Regions from separate parts of the Mus musculus genome. Here all the other regions are linked to region 1. The links are chromatin loops, found by intact Hi-C in ENCODE. Cell type or tissue: heart. All regions are shown on one strand. Region 1 overlaps Dip2c (disco interacting protein 2 homolog C). Region 2 overlaps Dip2c (disco interacting protein 2 homolog C). Region 3 overlaps Dip2c (disco interacting protein 2 homolog C).

The links. A loop is a pair of places that touch in the nucleus more often than their neighbours do. Peaks named below come from ENCODE experiments on the same cell type or tissue, not always from the same donor. Only the 100,000 strongest peaks of a DNase experiment are listed, where the experiment ranks them.
Region 2: a loop joins it to region 1, with 2.2 times the contacts of the local background. A loop is called at or near these places in 2 of 42 quality-filtered maps.
Region 3: it touches region 1 in a loop (1.9-fold over the local background); 2 of 42 quality-filtered maps call a loop at or near these places.

What each region holds. Positions count from the first base shown.
Region 1 is chr13:9,345,945-9,353,944 of GRCm38, forward strand. All of the region lies in intron 1 of Dip2c (disco interacting protein 2 homolog C), which reads left to right. Among named protein-coding and RNA genes, the nearest start is that of Dip2c, 73 kb to the left of the region's middle. In heart, no CTCF peak of the experiment used is centred here; a DNase peak (open chromatin) is centred at 4,927.
Region 2 is chr13:9,438,306-9,446,305 of GRCm38, forward strand. All of the region lies in intron 1 of Dip2c (disco interacting protein 2 homolog C), which reads left to right. Among named protein-coding and RNA genes, the nearest start is that of Dip2c, 170 kb to the left of the region's middle. In heart, no CTCF peak of the experiment used is centred here; a DNase peak (open chromatin) is centred at 4,986; H3K27ac peaks cover 256 bases.
Region 3 is chr13:9,463,473-9,471,472 of GRCm38, forward strand. The region is part of intron 1 of Dip2c (disco interacting protein 2 homolog C); the gene reads left to right. Among named protein-coding and RNA genes, the nearest start is that of Dip2c, 190 kb to the left of the region's middle. In heart, a CTCF peak has its summit at 3,957 (motif pointing left); no DNase peak of the experiment used is centred here.

The sequences.
Region 1 (8,000 bases):
CCTCACCAAACCCAGTGCCTTGAAGATAGTTGTTCTGTTGGTACTCAGTGCTGGCTCATCTCATTCCTGGTTTTGAACAGCAAAGTGATTTTTTATATAGTTGGGGTGGAGGGGGAGGGAGTCTGTCTAGATGGCTCTCAGCTTGTCCATCCTTAGCCTTCAGCAGGCTATTAGAAAATTTAGGTGGAATGTCCTTAATCCCTTGGATAGTCTGTGCGTCTTTCCTTCTCAGGCTTTGTCGCAATGAGGTGGGGCTACCCTGTCTCTGTTGGCAGTATCTGGTAGTCTCACCACACATTCCCAGCCATTTGTTGTCTAACATGCAACCAAGCATTTAAACACAGGAGTCCATGGAGGTCATTTGACTTTGAAACCACAGCAGTCCTCTAATTTTCATATCCATAAGTATTACATCAAGAGTATACTATTTAGCGAAAGCCCATTAAAATTTTTGTGCATAAACTTCATTATTTGAAAAAGCCACAAAGCATATTATCCTTGTGGTGAACTGCTTCTCCCAAGGACGAAGTTTACATTTGCTGATCACCTGACTGTATATTGGATACACAGCTTTGCTTTACTTTAGAGACAAGGTCTTGCTCTTCTGCCTAGGTGATGCAAGTTACTCCCTGCCTTGGCCTCTAGTGCCCCATCCTTAATAATGTGCTGCAGCATTAGTCCTAACCATATTCACTTGAGAAACTTTTACCAGTGAGGAATCTGAGATTCTTTGCCTCAGATTTGATTTCTGGTTTAGGTTCCAGCATACCATGATTGCTGTATGTTCAGTGAGATTGCTATGTGACTAGGGAGTCTCACTGTCCCCCTGGGGAGAAGGCAAAGACATAAACACTAATGACACTTTTCCTCAAGACCATAGATTAGAGATTTCATACCGGGGAGAGGAAAAAATTGGGAATAAAATGCATTAACTACCTTGGACTGAAGATGCTTTTCGCTTCAGTATTGGTTTGTTTATGGAATTGGCCCCATCTAAAAATACATTAGAGGAATTAAAAGTGTTCATTTGTTAATCTGTGATGTAAACAGCAGTTATTACAATCTAAGTTTAAATTTTTCATGAGGTTCAAATTATGCACTACTACCTAATAATTTAATTGATAAAATTATTTTGAAAATTGTCCCAGGTTTAGAACCCAGGACAAATGACAGTTTTTTAAAAAGCATGTAACAGGAGCGGAGTAGTAATTTGAGGTTTTATCAATCTGGGATAAAGCAGAAAGAAAAGAGTGGACAGCTTAGTGCTGAAGTTCCTCATACCCAGAGCTGCTCATTGCCCTAAAACATGACTAGATTGATTCAGTGCAACCTCCTTAAGGGAAAAAAATAACCTGTGACATTGGGTGTCTAAGCAGTATTTTATCTCCTAGAGGTCCCTTGGGTGACAAGGTGAGCCATGGTTTCTGTTGTTGGGAGGGTAATGTCATATGATTTTAAATAACAAAGCCAAGATATTGTTGGATGTGGCTCTGTTCCGATTGGCTTTCTGTGAGGTATGCATGCAGTGTGGTTGTGTTCTTCAGTTGAACCTGTGGATGGCTTTGTATTGGAGGATTCTAAAATTCTAGTAAGAAAAGCTTAACAAACCCTTGTTTAAATCTGTAACTTCACACATCCCAAGTAAGTTAACCTTTGAAGCATACCTAAATCTGGTAGGACATGTCTTCGAGAACTGACATTTGCTGACACAGCATCTTTATCTCCATTCTATAATTGCAAAGAAGTTAGTATAAAGGCCTCTTACTGGTGTAAGCTTAAGTAAAAATGATCTAAGAAGGAAGAACGGCACAACAGCTTGCTCCTTCATTAGAAATATGTAGTAGTTTAAATGAGATTGCTCCCAGAGGCTCATCTATTTGAACGGTTGGTTCCCAGTTGGACTGGGGAGGAATAGGAGGTGTGGCCTTGTTGGAGGAAGTGTGTCACTGGGAATGGACTTTGAGGTTTCAAAAGCCTAGGCCAGGTCTAGTCTGGTTCTCTCTCTGTCACCTGTTTTTGGATCACTATGTAAGCTCCCAATTATTACTCTAGAACCATGCGTGCTTGTCTGCCTGCTGCTGCCATGTTCCTGTACTAACCATGATCGTGGACTAACTTTCTGAAACTATAAGCATGGCCTTAATAAGTGCTTTCTTCTATAAGCTGCCTTGATCATGGTCTCTTCACAGCTATAGAATAGTTACTAAGATGATATCATTTGAACCCTGAAAGATTGTCTGCAAGTTTAAGTTTTTTGAGTTTGAAAAGATAGCTATAAGGGCTGAAGATGGCTCAGTGGTTAAGAGCACTGACTGCTCTTCCAGAGGTCCTGAGTTCAACTCCCAGCAACCACATGATGGCTCACAACCATCTGTAATGGGAGCCGATGCCCTCTTCTGGTGTGCCTGAAGACAGAGACAGTATACTCACATACAATAATTAAATCCTTAAAAAAATCTATAATAAACTTTCTACTTCACCATAAAAAAAGAAAAGATAGCTTATTTGATTAGATGAAAGATTGAAACCATTTTCCTTTTGTTTAACATCTGGTTGAACTATTTTTCCTAAAATAAAGCAGTACACAAATTGCTGTTTTGTCACCTAAATATTTGCTGTCAGAGCTGACCTAGGGCTCGAATCTTATACAATTTCATAATAGAATTTAGATTTTACATTTCATCGAGGGGCACAAGATGTGTCCTGGAAACTGTCTGTATACCTATACCATTATTATTATTATTATTATTATTATTATTATTATTATTATTATTATTATTTTGTGTGTGTGAGTTTGGAAACAGGCAATTGCCTTTTTCTCTTGCATAGAATGAACAACTATTCGTTAGTTTAGAAGTAGTAGTAAATGTTGGTGATGTCGTCTCTGACCCTGACACCACACTGGGTGGACATTGGGGTCACTCATCCTAAGTGGAAGACACCAAAGTCACCGGTGTTTACTTGTTAATAGACTAGGTGTCGAAGACAGCGGGGGTTGGGGTGATACCAATTTGCTGACGCACTTGGTACGTAAGTACCTGAACTAGAACCCACATAAAGAGCCATGCATGGTGGTTAACATCTACAGTCCCAGTGCTGGGGAGGCACTAACAGGCAGAAGATTCCTGGGTACTCCCCTCCTGGTGAATGAGACACCTTGATTCAGAATTACAGGGCAGATGTCATTCTTGAGGTCTCACCTGGTTTCCACATACATCCCAGATCACACAGCGAGGTCTGTTTGACTTAGGCTGCATTCTTATTGCACTGCTTTCTCATGCTGCCAAAGTCCTTTTCCTTTGTTGACTTAATTTGAAGAACTCAGAGGTGGTGGACATTTCTTTTTAAATTACACGTATTCTGCATGTATGTGGGTGTGGGTGTGCCTGTGGTACAGCAGCACGTGTGTGTGTGTGTGTGTGTGTGTGTGTGGAGGTCGGAGGACAACTTGGTGAGATTGGTTTCTCCTCTTATGTGGCATCTATTTACATTCTTATTCGATTGGATAGAGATGTCCATGGCAGCGGTACTCCTTGGGGCACATTAAATTGAACTAAAATATTTAATGACAATGCATTTGAAAAGAAATTATAAGTATAGTCCTTTAGTCACAGGTGACTACTGGCTCCTGTGTTAGACAAAGAGTTCTGAATGATAGCTCTGTGCCAGAGTGAGATACCTTGGCAGAAGAGCCCCAGACCCTCTGGAAAGGTCATTAGGCCTTTGTCTGTGAAGGGATTTTGATGCCCTATGAAGAGCTTGGTGGTGCTAGCTGCTGGCTTCTTTCTATCTCTCCTATACCAAGTGATGTGCAGACTAGGATGAATTTGTACTCTGTGTTGATAGCTGAGCGATGAGTCTGCGGCAGCTCTGTTCTCCTTGGCCAGGCTCCCTTATCTTTGAGCGTGTTGGAGAAATACTAGCTTCCATAGTCTGAGCTTTTCACAAAGGGATGGTAGGGCTTCCTGTTGTGCTGATTATTATTTTTGATCAGGAAGTGCACCTCTGCTTGGCTGTTTGCTATATAGTTGTCTGTATTATCCCTGTGACAAAGTGCATGGGAAGCTGGGGAGGTTGCATTGTAAACACAAGTTTGACACCCAGAGGCTTTTTTTTTTTTTTTTTTTTTTTTTAACTGTAAAAGCTATGGTGGTGTGTGCTTACAATCCTAGTGCTGGAGAGGCAGAGACAGATCCTTAGAATTCACTGGCTAGCCAGTCTAATTTAATTGGAAGGTCATGTCAGGGAGAGACCCTATTTTAAAAAGTGAGGAATGACACATGAACACAAAGGTGGTTGTTGATCAGTCTGCTTGTGTATTTAGGTATTTTGTTGCTTCTTTGAAAGGAAAAATTCTTTGAATGTTTGCTGAGTTTGCTTTCTGGTTCTTAGTAGCAAAGTGCTATAGCTGATTCAGATTACTGTCCTTGGTCTCATATACCCAAGGCTATAGAGGGGACAATAGAATATCTTGAGCTGGAGGAAGGTGCCAGGCTGGGTAATGGTTTGAGATTGAGAGAGGTTTGGTCAGAAAGTTATATGCTATGCCTTTCTTACCAGGCTAGTGGCCTGGCCTTGATTTGGAGGAGTACTTGAATGAAGAAGCTGCTTTTCCTTGGTTAGGGGAAGAACCTGTTGACCTTCTTTCTCAGGCATTAGTTCCTCCTATAGAGTCCATTCTTAGTAGGGACGTATGGCATTGTAATATAATAGCAAACTGTGCAATTGCTTTAATTACCTGCTGTTAAGTCCCCATCCTAATTATCATGAATTAGAAACAGCGATAATTATGAAAAAAGGCAAGGAATCTCAGATATCCTAGGTGGAAACTATTGCAGTTGTTTGCCTGGTCAGGCCTTGCCAAGAATATAAAACCAGTGGAACAATTTTAGGCGCCTTGAATTGGCTCCAAATCAGATTCCTTTGCTGGCTCATGTTCCCTCAGCTGCTGCAGATCTTCTTGGGTCTGGCTGCACATTCCAGGCATCAGTCTCAACTCACATGCCAGAATGTGCTTCTTATTTATAGAAAATCACACCATGTTATTGTATATTTGAACTGATATTTTATAGGTGTGGAAACTGAGGCTGAGGGAAGGTCACACTCTTGGTTCTTGGTTATGTTCAAGCTCTTGGGGGCTCCGATACTGGGTCTTGTAGTACTAGTTCTGTGTCCGCATGGGAGAAGCCAGGAAGTCCACATGAGGGCATCCATTACCGTGAGGTGGTACCTTAACTCGGCTTCTCTCTGTGACGTGGAAGAGGAGGTGAGCACACCTCTCTCCTCTACTTTGTTTGGCCTTGGACTGGGGAGCAGGTTACAGCATTGCTGCAGAATTGATAGAATCCTTGTTCTAGGATTCTACTTGTCCAATAAGTGAATTTGTCACTGGTTGTCTAGGAAGGCTGTCAGTGAGCTAACTATTCTTGTCCAGAAATGGGCTGAGTACTCTAGGGTTGTGGGTCTCTTTCTGCTATATTTTAAAGCTAAACAAGCAAGATATTTCTGTTTTTTTTTCGTTTTTTCTCCCCAAAATTTCATATATATGTTTGTTTTACCTGTATCTTTGTGTACCATATGTATGCCTATGGAAATTAGAAGGGGATTTGAATCTCCATAACTGGAGTTTGGGGATGGTTGTAAGCACCATGTGGTACTGGGAACTGAACCAGGTCCTCTGCAAGAGCAGAGTGCTCTTAACCACTGATAACTTGTATTTTTTAATGTATTCTGAATAGTATCTATCCACATAAATTTTGTGTACCATTGGACTATAGCTCCGTTTGGACTCTGACAATTTAGTTATGATTCAGACATTCTAATCCCTGTCCTCATAGCATTTTAAGGCTCTTGTGCCTGTCGTATTTATTTTTTTAACACAAAGCATATGATACTTAATTGTCCAGAGTACGTAAAATACATGCTTTTATCCTGAAAAACCTTACTCCTGAAAAGTTTCTCTGATGGAAAATGTTCAAAAGTGCAGACAAAAGAAGGCTTTTGGTAGGGAGGATATTCTAGACTTGTCTCTTTAAGATTGTGAGGGTTCTTTTTCATGGCACCTCCTAGCTGCTTGGCTGTGTCGAGATGAAGTGAGTATCTCCTTTTTCCTTTCTAACCATTTCTACTCTTTGAAGTAGATGATGAAGGTTTATATTTTCTTTGAGAAACACATGGATACAGAAGTAGCTGCTTCATGCTCTGGGTGAAAAGTGGAAGGGTTATGTGGTCTGAATCAGTGGTAGGAACAACAAGATTTTTTCACGATGCAAAGTGTCTTAACCCATAGCAGGAGGTATCTGCTGTTGAGTAAGGAACATCCTTGTTATAGAACAAGGGGCACTGGAGAGAGGAAGAAGTGCAAGTCTGTTTACAGATGCATTGCAGATAAGTGCAATCTTGGTTGTTGTAAAAGAGAGGTAGGGGAGAAATGTTTCTGGACTGACCCATACTACTGTGCCTTGGTGGTTGGGGCCCACAAAAACTAGTAGAATCTTAAAAATTTTCAGTCTCTTCAAACAAGATGGTTTTTGCTAGTATATTGTCAGAAAGCCCTTAATAAAGAAGATAAGGAATCCAGGACTAAACCACGCAAGATTCAGCATCTCGTTACTCCATGTGTCCTGCAACAGACAGTTGATTGTGCTAAGCATTTGTCCAAGAGAGTGACTTGATTGCCAAGCTGTCTTTGCTAAAGACATAGCTATCTTTGCTAAAACCCTCTACTACTAAGTCCAATCAAAAGTAACTTTGAGTAACAAATAAGTGATCAAGCCTTGAAAAAAATGAGGGATGTATATGAGGGACAGATGGGGTGTGCGTGAGACGTGAGAAGTGTGTGACCCTGAGATACCCTTGGGATGACTTGATGCTTGTTGAATCAAAGGAAGACGTTTGCCAGTGTAGAGGCCTTTCTTATTATATGCTTATTTAGCTAGCCTTTTCACTGCAATATGGCCACTCCAGTACTAACTCTAACCCTGTTTAGGGGTGCAATGTCAGTTCCCTCTGTATATATAATAGGTAGGAACTGGAACATGGGCAGTTAGATTTGTGGCTAATTCATCTAGTAGCTCGGTTATCCCAGGAAGCGGTAAAAACTAAGCACACTTCCCAATATACCTGAAGCTATATGTAGTTCTTCCCTTGTGGTTTTAATCTAGTTTGGCTGTAATTTTATCAATATTTTTGATATGGCTTGTTATCTGAGCTTGTTAAATGAACACAAACTATATTTACTATTAAATATTCAATAGATTAAAGTATTCAAAACAAACCCTCCCTCCTTTTTTTTTTTTTTTGGAAAAATTCCTTACTTTGAAGGTAAATTGGATGGTTTTATTGTTTCTGAATTGAGTTAATTTTTTTAGGAAAAAGATGTCTTTACTTGAAAGGTTAAAGGAGCTACTTAGTTCTTTTGTTTGTTTTTTCTTTTTCTTTTTTTTTTTTTTTAAAGATTTATTTACTTATTATTTATTTATTATATGTAAGTACACTGTAGCTGTCTTCAGACACACTCCAGAAGAGAGCATCAGATCTCATTACAGGTGGTTGTGAGCCACCATGTGGTTGCTGGGATTTGAACTTTGGACCTTCTGAAGAGCAGTCGGGTGCTCTTACCCACTGAGCCATCTCACCAGCCCTTGTTTGTTTTTTCTTGAATGAAGTGGCCATGACATGATACCATGCACACAGTACAATAAGGCATAGCTCGTGATCTTTTTCGGGAGGATAGCTTTGCTTTTAGAGTATGATGCTAATACTTAATGATATTCTTGGCTAGGTTGCAAGTGAATGAAATGATGATTCAAATTCCTTTGTCTCAATATTGTCCTGACTTTTATCTTTTCTTCCTAAATTGTCCTATTTGTTGGAGATCATTCTAAGAAAGTTCCTCTAAGAGGATTAAAAATAGGAGTGCTTGAACGGTGACTTCAGTTTAGGTGGGAATAAATGGCCACCAGATTTGTCTCCTCACCCCCTGCAACTTTGCAATAAAT
Region 2 (8,000 bases), 92 kb after region 1:
ATATTTGCCCATACTAGGGAGAGCGGCTTTTACAACCGTTTGCCAGTCGGCAGGAGTTAGTGCCATGCCAGCGAGCCTGTCTAACTGCACCAAGGTAAAATTAGCATTGGTTCCGTATTTACGAACCGACTCGGCAATTTCCTTAATTTGTAAGTATTCTACCGGAGCGTGGACACGCCCACCCTCGGCTCCTTCAAAGACCGGAAATGCCTGTTGTATTTTCCTTTGTTCCTCTCTGGGAATGAATGAGTCTGCGCACTGCCTCTCTGCGCACTGCCTCTCTGCGCATTGCTGACGCACTACGCAGGGCGGGGACTCCGCATAGGGCGGACCTTGAAGCCGACTGCCCTGAGGCCAATCAGCAAACTGGCCTTCGCCAGCCGCTTTTGGCTTTTTTCTTGACCAATTAGCTGGCTGGTAATGGGCTGCTTCTTCCTCCCAGTCTGTTTCCTCAGAGGAGGATTCTTCACCTGCTTCAGAGCTACTAAGAGCTGGCTCCCTGAGCTCATCTAGTGACGAGTATCTCCTAGAGACCTCCGCTAATTGATCTTTCTTCTTTTCCCTTTTTCCTCTTTTTCTTCTAATCTCTCTCCAGGTATTCCTACCTAACCTTAACTTTTCCTCGGGTTCAAGACCCTTGGAAAGGCCTGTATACTTATTTTGTGTACCATATTTCCTCTTTGTTCCTACTCTCTCTCCCCGCTTTACTTCTGATAGCTTGTCCTGAATTTCCTCTAGAATTTTCAGCCCTATCTTAATCACTTGATAACATGTGAAAAGGAACAAAAGGGCTCCTAACACCAGAAAAAATTCAAGGCCAAACATATTCCACTTTACTTCTGATAGACTGTCTTGAATTTCGTTAGAAAGTTCAAGATCGGGCTTACCTCGTAAAGCTGTACTCACTGGTACTCTCGTTCCCCAGCTGAAAAGTTCTGAATTCATACAGTTGAATCCTTCTTAACAGTCTGCTTTACGGGAACCTTTATCACCGTCGTTCCCCAGCTGATGAGTTCTGAATTCGGCAGTTGAATCCTTCTCAACAGTCTGTGTTACGGGAACCTTTATCACCGTCGTTCCCCAGCTGATGAGTTCTGAATTCGGCAGTTGAATCCTTCTCAACAGTCTGTGTTACGGGAACCTTTATAAACGTGATCCGCAGTTCTGGTTCTGAAATGAAGTATCCCTCCTGCGCCAGTCCCGAGTTTTTTTCTCGTCCCGGAATTCGGCACCAATTGTTATTAGACGCGTTCTCACGACCGGCCAGGAAGAACACCACAGACCAGAATCTTCTGCGGCAAAGCTTTATTTCTTACATCTTCAGGAGCAAGCGTGTAAGAAGCAAGAGAGCAAGAAGCAAGAGAGCGAAAAAACGAAACCCCGTCCCTCTTAAGGAGCATTCTCCTTCGCCTCGGACGTGTCACTCCCTGATTGGCTGCAGCCCATCGGCCGAGTTGACGTCACGGGGAAGGCAGAGCACAAGTAGTCATAAGATACCCTTGGCACATGCGCAGATTATTTGTTTACCACTTAGAACACAGGATGTCAGCGCCATCTTGTAACGGCGAATGTGGGGGCGGCTCCCAACAGTAAGAAAGTTCAAAGAAAACATTGGCATACTCATCCTTTACTTTAGAAAACAATACTGTCATTTTCAAAAGTGATTTGTTATTGTAGGAATGGGTATTTACAATCCAAACTATGGTGTTTAAACTTGTATAATAATTACACTACGTGCTGCCAACTTTCAGGTCTCAATAGTCTTAGTATTTCTGTCCCTAAATATGTTTGTTATTGTAAACAAAATTGTGCATGCATGCTGTGGTATACATATGGAGGCTAGAGGACAACTTAATACAGTTGGTTTTCTTTGTCCACTGTTACATCTGTCCCAGAGATTGAAATCAAGTCACTGGGTTCATGTTGTAAGTACTTTGGCCTGCTGAGTTATCTTGATGTCTTCAGAATTTATTATTTTAAAGTGAACAAAATATAATTTTCTACTGTGGTACATGTTTTATAGGTGTAACTCACAGAATGACTTTTTCTGACATTCAGTAATTTTGTAAGAATACATAGGGTTCCATAGATCCCCTAAGTAGAAAACCACTTTTGTAAACCAGTGCTGAGATGTCCACCCTTTCTAGTCCACCATCAGAGTTGTTGCTGGGAAGGTGGTTGGAAATATTACATTTCTCCTTTTTGACAGACCAGGATATTGTATACTTTGAATAAACCTTGAGTAATGCTAATCTGATTAAGGCCACTTACTGGAAAATTTCTATTAGATATGGCTTGGAACCCTCTAATGATGCTCAATAGTGAAGGTTCACTTGCGTGTAGTTGTATTTTAAGACAGCAGCCCACAGAAATCAGCCATTAGCCTAATTGGAGCTTTCAGATACCATGGGAGTAAAAGATCTTTACTACCTGGCAAATGATCTCTGCTTTAAACGATTTTTCAAGTTAGAGTTCTCTAAGACCACCCTCAGATTCAGTAATTTACTTGAATGCAGACTAGCAAAGTTGTTTAAATCCTGTTTGTAATTGATTTCAATGAATGGGTATTAAAACATCAAGGGGAGACAGGAGCTGGGGTGGGAGAGTACCAGGTATAACTTCTGCTGTCTTGCCTGTGGGACAATACTCCTTCTAGCAATTGTATATATTAGCACACATGAACTACTGTTAAACAAACTCACGTGAGCCTTGAGATCCTCAGTTTTTACTGGGACTATTTATGTTCACAAGTTGGCTACCCATGTGGACATCCTTTATTTCTATTCCTTTTAGTAGATAAAGATCATTCTGCATGGCTTGAGGCTCATACAGTAACCACACAACTATCATGAATCATGTGGTATAGCCTAGAGACATATCCATCAGCCAGAGCACTCTAAAGACTCAGCAATTAGCTTCTTAAAAGGCTGAAGAGAGTGTCACACTTAACCTTTCTCAGGCCAGGTTAATATTTTATAGCACACATTGTTTTTTCAATTTCCTGTAAAAAATGCAAGAAAATAGCTTCTCAGTCTTGAAAGAGGATAACAAATGCGTAAGTCTCTCATTTTAATCATCTAAAAATTAAATTCCAAGCTTTGGCAATTCAAACTGTATAGTGCTTCTATAGGAACCTACATGGGCTGTAATTGAAAGTCTAGAAATTAGCTCATGTGATGTTTTGTTTTGTTGTTATTGTTTTTTTTCTCTTTCTCTCTCTCTCTCTCTCTCTCTCTCTCTCTCTCTCTCTCTCTCTCTCTCTCTCTCTCCCTTCCTTCCTTTCTTTCTTTCTTTCTTTCTTTCTTTCTTTCTTTCTTTCTTTCTTTCTTTCTTTCTTTCTTTCAGTGTGGTTGACTATTGGGGACAGAAATACTAAGACTATTGAGACCTGAAGGGATGGCACAGCAGGTAGAGTAATTATTATGCAAGTTTGAACACCATAGTTTGGATCTTAAATACCCAAGTAAGTGCCAGACTGCCATAGCAGCTTCCCTGTAATCTGCTTGTGGGAGATGGAGACAGGAATCCTGGATTAAGCTGTCTAGCCTAGGCCCTGGGTCCAAGTGAGGGTTAAGGAAGAAACTGGATGTTGGTTTCTTACTGCCACACTTATGCTCACACAGTTGCATGCGTGCATGCATACCACAGACATGAAAAAAATGCACCAAGACTATTGGGTGGAAAAGGGACAGGTCAGCTATTAACACCTCTAAATAGCCAGTAGACAAGAAGAGATTTCTGCTCTATACCCTATAGCTCAAAATGGATCAAAGGAGGGCTGAAGCATTGGCTCAGTGATTAAGGGTATTTGTTGCTTTTGCAGAGTACCTGGGTTCAGTTTCTAGCACCCACATGGTGATTAACAACAACTCCAATCCCAGGGAATCTGGAGATTAGGGTGGGAGGCTGAGCTTCAAACACTCTAACATGATATCTTAGGGTTAGTATTGCTGTAATGAAACAGTATGACCAAAGCAACCTGGGAAGGAAAGAGTGTATTTATCTTAAACATCTGTGTCACTGTTCACTATTAAATTGGGCAGGAACCTGGAAGCAGGAACGGATACAGAGGCTATGAAGGGGTGCTGCTTATTATTGTCATGCTCCCCAAGGCTTACTCAGCCTGCTTTCTTCTAGAACCCATGATCGTGTGCCCAGGGTGAGGAGGGGGGCTGTGTCCACAATGGGCTTGGCCCTTACACATCAGTCACTAAGACAATGTCCTAGAGCCTACAATCTGATCTTACTGAGGCATTCTCTCAGTTGATGTTCTTTCCTCTCTAGTGACTCTAGTGTGACTCAGGTTGATATAAAATTAGCCAGTGCATATGAAAACACATTTTCTTAAATGTAACATCTAATAGACAATAAAAAACCAAAAGAAAAATCGATTAAACAGACAAATTACAAAAATAAACACTTTTATCTTAAAAGAATATAAGACACTATTTGGAAATTATGTATATGATACAGGCCTCATATTTGGGTTATATAAGCAACTCTTATGGCTAAAAACAGTTGAAAGGTGAAGTGACATTTTGTGGTTTTGATATGCATTCTGAGATGATAAATTACAGACCACCTTTGTGTGTGTGTATGTTAGGCATCTCTATATCTTTAAATACTACTCAAAATCTTTTGTTCACTTTTCTTAATACTTCTTGTTCTGGGAGCATTTCATACACATATACAATGTATTTTGGTCAGATCTACTCCTTTCTACCTGAACTCATCTCCCCAACTAATGACCACCATATTTCCCCTCTCAACTTCTCCCTCTCCCCAAGTCACATCTGAAACCTGTATGAAAGGTGTGGGCAGCCTTTCAGTGGCCATACTTGCAAAGGAAAGAGAACCCTTCTGCCTCCCAGCGCCATCAACTCATAGTAGCTCCTCAGCTAGGGCTGGAGCCCTGTGAACATCCCCCGCCCCCTGGGTTGGAATTTTAATAGGCTTGATGTTCTGCATGTTTTTGCTGGCAGCCACAGCTACTATGAATCCTGGCGTGCAATGACCATGTCCTATCCAGAAGATGGCATTTTACAGTGCTCCTCCCTGTTCTGTGGCACTTAAGGACTTGTGTTTTCTTTTCAGTTTTTCAAGCCCGAGTTTCTCTGTGTAGCCCTGGCTGTTTTGGAACTCACTCTGTAGATCAGCCTGACCTTGAACTCAAAAAGATTCACCTGCTTCTGCCTCCTGAGTGCTGGGAGTCATGGACCACCACCACTCAGCTAACAATCCTTTAATCTTTTTCTTTTTTCTTTGAAATGTGCTTTCTCTATGTAGCCCTGGCTTTTCTTTATAGACGAGGTTGACCTTGAATTCACAAGAGACCCACCTATCTCTGCCTCCTGAGTGTTGGGATTAAAAGTGTGCACTACCACTGTCCAGCTAAAATTGATTATTAATGTGTTTTTAATTGTAATGGAGCTATGTCAGTTTTATCCCCTCATTCCTCTAGTTCCTTCCTATGACCTTCATTCAGACCCTGCCAGGCTATGCTCCCCTCTCTCAAGTAGATAACCTCTTTTTCTTTGATAATTGCTATATATGTGTGTGTGTGTGTGTGCGTGTGTATGTGTGTATGTGTGTATGTGTGTATGTATATGTATATATATATGTGTGTTTATATGTATACATATGTATGTGTGTGTATATATGTATGTATTCATGTGTACATATAAGTACACCCACATATAAGTACAACCCACTGAGTCCGATTTTGTTGGGGCTGATCACTCTGCTTTGGACAATCAGTAATGGGACTCATCCATGGGAAAGGCCGGTTCTTCTCCCAGCTATCATTAGCTGCCTTTAGTTACTTATCTAGAGTTGGGACACCCAGAAGTTTTCCTCTTTCATATTAATGTGCCCATTGATACTGCTTTGGTTTTGATCTTGTTTATGCAGCCATTTCTAGGAGAGACTTCCTGGTATTCTGGCCCACATTTTTGAATACTTTCCAAGATGTTTCCTGAGCATTATTGACCGCCCTCCTTCTTGCCCAGTTGGAACCCTGTCCCTGTCATTCCATTTCCCTGTTTCTCATCACCTGTCTCACTCCTTTTCTCCAGACTCCCCAAACCCTCTTCTATTCTCTTTATAATTTCATGGTTTCTTTGGATACTTTTTGTTGTATGCTCAAATCTTAGGATTTGGAGTTAGGAATCACAGATGAGAGAGACCATGGAGAATCCTCAAAAAAACAAACAAGCAAGCAAAAGAAACCTAAAATGCATTACCCTACCTGGCTATACCACTCCTTGCCATATTCTCTAAGAGACTTGGCATCCTGTTTCAGACATTTGTTCAGCCCTATTTATAATAGCCAGGAAATAGAAGCAAACTAAATGTCCTTCAACAGGTGAATGCATAATGAAAATGTAGTACATATACATAATAGAATATTATTCAGTTGTAAAGAAGGAAGTTTGCAGGTAAATGGATAGAAGTAGAAAAGATTATATTGAATGAGGTAACCCAGACTCCCAAAGAGAAAGTGCAGGTTTCCTCTCACCTGTGGCTCTTAGTCTTTCTGCTCCTTCTCCCAAGATGTTTCTTGAGCCTTGAGGGTGGAGTTAGTATAAATGTTGATATTCAGTCATTTATTCTCAGGACTTTGACTTGTTATAAGTCTGCATGAACACTCCTCACTGCAAGAAGTTTCTTTAACAAAGGTTAAGAGCAGCACAAATCTATGTGAATAAACAGAAATATTTAGAAAGAAGTTTGGTGACATAACCATTTAGTGCAATAGTAGGTTCCTTCTAGGCTATGCCCAATTTTTAAGAATTTTTTTCTGACTGCCTCTCAGTGCTGTGGATTAAACCTAATACCTCACACATGGTAGGTGAGGTGCTGCCCCACTGAGCTATGTCACATTCCTACTGCTTTGTAGAATCTTAAATTCTACAAATCTAATCTAACATGTGTTTGAGCATATTAGACAATATCACACAGTCACAGTTCATAAAACTGTGTGGGAAAAACTGACCGAAATGTGAGCTGAGTGTCCTACAAAATCAAATTTCTCCTACCCAGATGGTCTTTGTGTATTGTAGTATGAAGTGCTGTCCTGTTGCATTTGCCTCATCTCCATGGCAACCTTAGTGTAGCACATTTTGTCACTTGGTGCTTTTCTTCAGGCTTCTCACAAAGCTACTTATTTATCTGTGTGGTGTGTATATTGTATATTCCCTCCATGGAAATAAGTACTAGAACCTGTCCAGTTATTCACATAGAACAGACCCTAAGGAAGCCACTGTATGGGCAGGAGGCAGGAAACATGGCTCCACAGAATCTTGGAACGGAGAGAGATTTATTTATAACTGATTAATGGGAGCAAACTCTTTTGGAAGTCCGATTGTGTCCACAATGTCACAGGTGGATCTACACAGCCAGTTCACTTTCCTGCTAACTCTGTGTTAGCATAGCCATCAACATTATCACTTGGTGTTTATCAGGCATGATAAAAATAGCTCATATCTTTTGTCCTTTGCTTGACAAAAATATCTCTGTTGGCTAAGGCTAGTTGTTCAGGGCTCTAATTTTATGGAACAAAGATGCTTTTTTATGTGGTCAGCATAAAAGTTAGGGAGATAGTGAAGTGCTTGCCATGAAAGCATGATGCCCGAGTTCAATCCTCAAAACTGAGGAACAAAGACAAACAGGTGTGTGGTGGTATATGCACTTACAGTCTGTGCTGTGAAGGCGGAAACAGGTGGATCCTTAGGGGTCATTGACCACTCTGGCTAGTTAATCAGTAAGTTTCAGGCCAATGAGAGAGGCTATTTCAAGAGACGAGGTGAACAGCAACTGAGGAACAATGCCTGAGTTTGACCACTGAGTTCTACGTGCACCAGCTCCCATGTACACACAGACACTCAATCATGGAGTCCCTTTGCTAAGGTCAGAGTAACAGCACCCTTACCCCAGTTAGTCCTTGGTGCTATTTGCCTAATTATGGAATTACAATCATCTTTTTCTTTTCTTTTCTTTTC
Region 3 (8,000 bases), 120 kb after region 1:
GGCAGTTTGTTGGGGGATTTAGATGGGGCTTTGCTGTAGGAAGTAGGTCACTGGACGCAGGATTTGAGAGTTTAAAGCCTTTCACCACACTTCAGTTTGTTTTCTCTTCTTTGTTCTTATGGTTCAGTCTCAGCTTTCTGCTCTGGCCACCATGCCGTCCTGCCATCCCTGCCTGCTACATGCTTTCCCGACTCATACATACTTATCCCTCTGAAACCATAATCCAAAATTAACCTCTTTCTTCCCCGAGTCTCTTTGGTCATGGCGTTTTATCACAGTAACAGGAAAGTAACTAGTATAAAAGCTGGGCCCTCTACTTTCATAGCCCTCTCTTAAAGCCCCTGCCTCCTGATACCATGTAAGGTTCACGTTTCAAAGTTTGGTGTAGGTGAGGATGGAAACATTGAGAACATGACTGGAATCCTGCGTGTATGTTCAGGTAACACTGGGGCTGTGAATCTTACACACCTCTTTCAGAACAACATTGGGTTTCATCAAGTGGAAAGTGGTTAATAATGGCTGTTAGATGCTCTGAGCAGCCCTTCTCATTATGGAAAGCATTGTAAAGATGGAGTGCAGTAGCAAGAGGCTGTTTAGAAGCTGGGAGATAAGAGGTCACACTTACAAGGGAAGCCAGTGGGGGATGTTGTGAGTAGGTGGCAGTGCCTACTGACCCTACACTGACTATGCAGTTACCGTCACTTTTGATTCAGTGTGTTTCAGGAAGTGGTAAACTTGTATTGCTTTATCTAAAATGTTAAGAGTATCTCAATAAAAAAAAGAGGGGTGGCTGAGACTGCATCACTTTATGGTGCTCAGACCCTATTTCTTATGTCTGTTTTCTTCATGCATGTTATGAAGGGCTCAGTAGTGCTCATCTTCCAGTGACTTGAGGTCCTTGGAGACTTTAAATGAAGCATGCTAGTATATATTAAGGATAAATAGCTTTTCAGGTAGGGATAAGGTATGTTTATCGAGTTGTTGTTTGACTCTCATGTTAGAATCTAGAGTCTTGATACAAATTGGTGTTTAGATTTTCTTTCTTGCCTTAAGAATTTTTTAAAGCTACAAATAAGAACATAAGAAAGTGGGGACATTGGCAGCAGGAGGACTAGAAGTAACGTGTGCGCTTCCTGGGGACTCTTGGAAGGCTCTGCAGGGATGTGGGTTGCCATGGCACCTGTTCTCCTTCTTTGGCTCAGATTGAAAGCCACTGGCCAACTCTACTAGATACATAGCAGAGTGATGTCTGGGCATAAAACTTGACTACCCCAAACCTACACAGCAATGGACACGATCCTGATGCCCATTTATCCTGTGTACTATACTCTCCTGGATTGTTACCAGACTCTGGTGCTGCTTGTCCATTTTCAAGGATACCAGACCTAGCATGAATTGTTAAACATGGAAGGCTTGAAACAACAACCATTTTGAATTGCCATCTCTGTTACTCCTTCCTGGATAATGGAAAACAAAGCCACCTTTATATTCACTTGATTCTTCACATGTCATCCCTGTTACAGGGATGCCAGAGAACAGACAAGGAGCTAGATCTCTAGTCTTCCCAGAGTTTTCAGAATATCTACTCAGTTTGGGAAATGGAAGCCATTCCACTTGGTTAGGGTCTCTGAGATGCCTGCCCTGTCCCCCAATTGAGCAGTGTATGTTGGCACAGGGTCTTAAGGGTAAAGTACAGTTGAGCTCACCCATGGCCTTTAGTTCCGTGGTTAGTTTTTGATTGGTGATGTGTGCTTACCATAGTGTGTGAAGGCCGTGAGGTTTTATTGTGGAACCGCTGCAGGCTGATTCCTGGGTAGAAGCTTGTTTTGAATTGTTTAAGTTTTTATGTTTAGATACCTTAGACACCTCTTAAGATTGCTTTCACATACTAGAAGTCATTCTGTGCTTGAAAATTCACTTTTGAAATAAGACAGGGATATCCTTCTGCTGAGAAAACAATAACCAGACATTAAAAATGCCAAACGAAAATTGTGCCAAATATTAACACCTCGGTTTGCATTCCTATCCATTTATGGTTAATTTGGGATTAAAAATTTAAATGTTTTTGTAACAATTTTAATTATGGACATATTACCATTACAACTCAGCAATATTCATAGCACTTTAAAGAACTAATTGGATTATATTATTTGTTAAATTTTCTGGAAGCATTGTGTATAGTTACCTAATTAATGTTTGTTGGTTTGCCAGAAATCAACTTTTTTTTTTCATTCAGAAACCAGAAAATGAAACATTCACTTCCATTAAATGTTCTTTTCTATGTGCCTCTTAATTTATGAGCATGATAACATGATCAACTTGTATCTTTTGGGATAATTCTTGCTTTAATAATGATCAGGCTAAATGATCATAATAACATGTTTTCTTGGAACTTAGTATTTGGATGCTTGTTTTGTGGTGACCTTGAGACCTTCATATAGGAAAACAAAACGAAAAGAAACCAAACAACAGTGTGTGTGTGTGTGTGTGTGTGTGTGTGTGTGTGTGTGTTGCATGCATGTGTATGTTGCATTGCTTAGCTATAGGGTCTGGAGCTAGCTAGGTGAGAAGTCCTGGCTCACCTAAAACTTATCTAGCCCAGGCTGGGCTCAAATTCAAGGTCATTCTCCTGGCATAGTATTTGTAAAATTCTGGGATGACAGGTATGAACCCCTACACCCACTTGTGAGGTTTTACAAGACTAAGAAGATAGAGGAAAAGACTTATGATTTATATGTACTTATACCCATACTGCAGCACTGTCTGCACCTACTCAAGACTTCTTCTATTCCTTTAGACACAGACCAACTACTGACGAGACACATTGCTGACAGCACCAGCATTCAAGAGTGCTCTTCTAGGTCTTAAAGCACAGGTATCCAAGTCTTATGCAAATTGGCTGACTGTCCTTCAGAAACAGTGCACTCTAGTTAGTATCTTGCTAGATACTAATTTTGGAATTAGTGATTAAATTTTGATAAAAGAAAAACATTAAGGAGTTAATAACAGGAGAACAGGACCTCAAAACTTGAAAACTGAAGTTCTCACTGAGTGCCACCCTCACCTTAAAAAATAGAAGTTCTATTTTTGCCCCCTGCAGATGAAAGTCTCTATTTCATGATCCTGAGCTCAGAAGGGGCGGACCCTTGTGTGCAGATTCAAACCAATTGTTCCAACAAAAAAGCAAAATTAATATCCCTTATATTTTGGATCCTACTCCCACATCTTGAAAATGAACACAGCTAAACTTAACCACAAAACACAGAAATAGCCATCCTCACCAAGATTCACCAATCATACAATTTACATTATTTTTCCAAGAAGAACATGCAGAAAGTATTAATTCAGTACACTTTAATGATGTTTAGAGCAATTGTATGCGAGCACCTCTGTTTCCTTCTCCATTTCCAGTTTTAAATTCTGTGCAAGGAGATTGAAGTTGGTGGCAAAGTTGTCATGTTGATGTGACAGAACTTGAGTAGGTCTAATTCTTTGCAGTAAGTATCTTACCCTGGAATCTAGATAAGATCCAGTTTTCCTAGTCTGCTTCTCAAAACAATCTAAAGGCAAATACTGATGAGCTAGGCAACAAACTTGAAAGACATTTCCTAAGTAAATACCATGCTGATTTTTCTTCTCTGTGTTTAACCAGCTTTGTAGGATAACATAATAGCATATTATGGCTGGCTACTTTACACTGAATCTAATATTTTCTCCCATAAACTCCGTTAAAGCTGCATTAGTAGATCCATTTGAAAGCAGTTCAGTAGCTAATGAGAGTACAGCTAAAATATTAGGAAATAGAACTCCATTTTCACACATTCACATATATAGGAGCACTCTGTAGGCCTTGAACCTCTATATGAGTATAATGGCACTACTGGGATTGTAAACACTTAGAAAATACCCATAGTGGTTTTTAGAGTGATACAGCACTTGTGTCTGTTGCTCTTTATTGCCCCCTGGTGGTCAACTTAGAACTAACTTCTTGGGTTGCCTATTGGGGCACTGATGCTTTTCCTCCCCAAACATTAGATTTCAATAAAAGGAAGGTGTGTGTGTGTGTGTGTGTGTGTGTGTGTGTGTGTGTGTACGTACATGTATGAGGATATATAGTTTTAAGTAGTCTTAAATGTTTTTACTACAAGTTGATAATAAACACATGTCTAGAATAATAGACTTAACCATGCTAGCAGTTAATATTGAGGAGAAAAAATAGGTTTTGATAAGCAGCTGTAAAGAAAATAGGGAGAAAATAGTGGCATGTTCTGTCCTGCCAGATGACTGAGGACCATCTGTCATGACTCAGTGCACTGGCTCTGAATGGTCCACATATGGCCATTGGCTCATTTTAGATTTCATTAATCCTGACGTCATGAAGTTTGTTGTAGTTTTAGAACAAGAGAGATAGTAAGTCAAGGCACTTTTTAGATACACTGGTCAGAACTTGAGGTAGATGGGCTACCTCTAACTGGGGAAATGAGATGCTATCTGTTGATATTCTATGCTTTTATGTTGCTCAGAAGCTACTGGTCTAATGAATTAATATATTCCAAAAGGTAGCCATTGTAAGCTTCTAGGTGAGACTCAATGCTAGGCAACGAATGCCTACTAAATGATAGGCATAGTTCAAGGAAATTTGGCACTGGGATTTGCAACAATACCAGCTCTCCTAGTTAATCAGCCTTGTGGAATCTTTAGCATATATGTGCCTTTTCTGTGGTAACTTGAGTTTACATATTTGAGACCTTTGTTTGCACTAAAATACAAGAGTTTTTATCCAATTCATTCTTGTAAGCAGTTTTATTCTGCTTTTAAAATGTCAGACATCACTGAGCTTTGACACCATGGTGATTTTACTACAATATATTTCCAGGCTTGCCTGGCACAATTGTATGGCAGAGCATGGGTTTCTGTGAGCTAGTGGGAAGAACCTGAAAGTCAAGGACACACATTCAGGTTAGATGGGATATTTACAAAGGTAGAAATTTAAATGAAATTAGTCATTTTTTTTTTAAGAGTATAAAACCAAACCAGCCCTTGTGAGACTCCAGAACACAGCGAGTAGGTTAAGATCCAAATCTGACTTCATTTTTATGCCACAAACTCAGTTTTTTCTTTTAATTATTGGTTATAACATTGAGATCACGGTGATTTGTGCAGCTGTTGAATGCAGACACTGCTGTACTTAAGGTCAAGTGTAGCACCTAGAACCAGGCAAGGGCTCAATAAGGCTTGCTATTGTTACTGTTTTAAAGATTCCCACATGAACACAATTGCTACATATGTGTCCATCTACAACGGGTCACTGAATGTGAAACAGGTAACTTTGTTTTGGGTTGGCTGGATTTATTTAGACAAGTTCATGACTGGACTTTTTTGAGCTGAGCTAACTGGTTGCTGTTTGTGCTTGAAGCTATAGAACAAAACAAAACAAGACAAAAACAAAAACAAAAACAAGAAACCTGAGCCCCAGGAAGTAGTGGACCTTTCAAATGTTTCCTCTCCAGTCACTTTGGGGACTGGAGAACAGGACATGCCTCAGAAGGATTTGCCTGAGGTGCCTCTTTCAGAGGGCTGTAAACTTGTGGGAAGGAAACTTGTCTTAGTTCTATCTGCCCTTAGATGATTTCTAAGCTTGGAGTAAAATTGTGAGGTTTATAGGCTATTCTCTCAGGGGTCAAGTACTGTATTCATTGTCCTTTATAGAACCTTTTATTAAAGAGCCTTCATCCTTACTCCAACTGGTCTTTGTCAGTACAATCTTAAACCATGTCACTTAGATTGCTGACTAATCAGAGTCAATACAAGCCAACTCAGGGACATCTTATGACACCAAGAAGCACATTGGATCTTCCTCATAACGCACTGTGTCTCTCTCACCCGTACCTCCCCGTGCACAGTACCCTTACCCAGGAAGAGACACTGATACAAGCAATCTGTCAGGAACCCTGAATTAAGGAGCCCATAACAATCATCTCAGAATTTCCAACCGCTCTTGTCGCTATTCAGTGATGTGCATCCGGTTGGTGGAAAGTCGGTGACCTTCCAATTTTATATGCAAGAAGCCTACTCATGAGTAGGCCATCTTGACAGACTGCATTCCTATAAACTATGACCCGTTTATGAGCAGAATGGCATTATCTCCAAAACATGAGGCTACTGGGCTAGGAGGAGAAGGTGATGGAGAGCTGGGGAACTTGGGGCCGTAAAGGTTGATGACGGCGCAATGGGCAGTCCTTCCTTGAGCTCCCACAAAGTTCATGAAGAAATAGGTGGGTCTGGTCCTTTAATTCTGAATGTATCTATTCAGTTTCTCTTCTTCCACTTAAAGAAGTGGTAGGTAGCATCATTTCATAGCCTAGGTTTCTGAGTCTGGAATGAGGTCATACTTTTGCAAACTTGAATGCATGGAGTCACTGAGCCATCTACTGAGTATGAAGCAGGCTGTGTTTGGTTCGCACCTGCAGGGCCAGCTCTTGTCCCTAATTTGCATTGTGAGTAAGTACTTACCTGCTATTGTATGTTAGGAACTGCAATGTGTGAGGATCTCATCGAAGCCCTTCAATGAATCCTGGCAGTGTCAAGTGCCTGCTGCTGATTTTGGACTCAGCTTTTATTTTATGAATAACATTTTTTTTCACCTGTAAGACAAAAACTTCATCATTTAACTTCAATGCTATTAGTGTGTATAAAAGTGCTTGGCGGCTGGAGAATGTTCAGTGTTTGAAAATTCTCCAGTTTCTTCTTGATCCCCATTAGATAAAGCATGATATGTGGGGTCAACTAAAAAGTTACTGAGCCAACAATGCACACTCTCACTTCTGGTTTTATTGTAAAGCACAATGTCCTTTCCAAGAAACAGCATGGGTTGTCCTCTGTTGTACTTTATATTTCGCAGTGCCTCCTTCAGTGAGCTAGCTTGACCTATTGAAATTTGGCTATTAAGATTTCTGGGAAGGAGAGATTGAAAGCTGAGGACATCTTTATTCTACAAAGGGTACCAGGACAACAAAGAACATGATCCATCTCCGGCACAGTACTCTTTGGTATTTGTCTCAGTGAGGCTTTAGTCATTCCACACTTGACCTTGAGTGTGGGACACTTGGATCTGCGCATGATGCTGGAGTAGGGTGGTTTTGAGTGGTATATAATGCAGGGCTTATGCCTTCAGTCAGTAGTCTCCCTCCAGCTCAACTATTGCTCTTTCTTTTCCAAGATGGCACTTGCAGAACAAAGTTATGCGGTCTCATGAATTAATGAGTCCTAAATACCCATGTATTTTGTCTATCTTGGACCTTTTGTAACTGACTGCAAAGTATGTAGGACAGATGTGAATGGCTCTGAATCTCTGGAAATTGAGAACACCAGAAGCCAAGTATCTGAGACATTCCTTCTGACCACTGCCTAAAGCAAATGGAATTAGTTTCAAGTATAATGTCATTATATGCCACATGTCTCTGTCACTGGCTCACTTGTCTGTCCACTAAATAGATGGAGGGTGAGCCCCTGTACCTGGCCCTCATGTGGCTTTTGTGAGGAGCCTCTTCTGTATAGAGCTTAAAGGCTCATAGGAAATCAAAGTGATCATATATAAACAGTAACAACACAGCGATAGTGCTCATTTATTGGGGGAATATTCTATGCTAGATGATATGTTAAACAGTCTCCTGTTAGGTGAGTGATGCTGGGTTATCCCTTTATTAGAAAATGGAAGCTCAGGGCATTCATTCTGAGAGAAGAGAAGAAAGGTGCCAGAACAGGAAGCAAGAGCAGGCACAGAGTGCAAGCAGGTGGAGGGATGCTCCTAGGGCCCAGCTTGTGACTCCTGAGAGGTATTCTAGACAGCAGGCTTAAGCAAGGCGTGGCTGCAGTAGCAGTGAGGACTGTGTGGTCTGAGGTGGTTCATAGACTGGATGTGTGGTGAGTGGAGGGAAGTCAGGAGGAGCATAGTAATACATCTAATCAACAGTGGAGACTGGGCTTCAGGCTTCAGACAG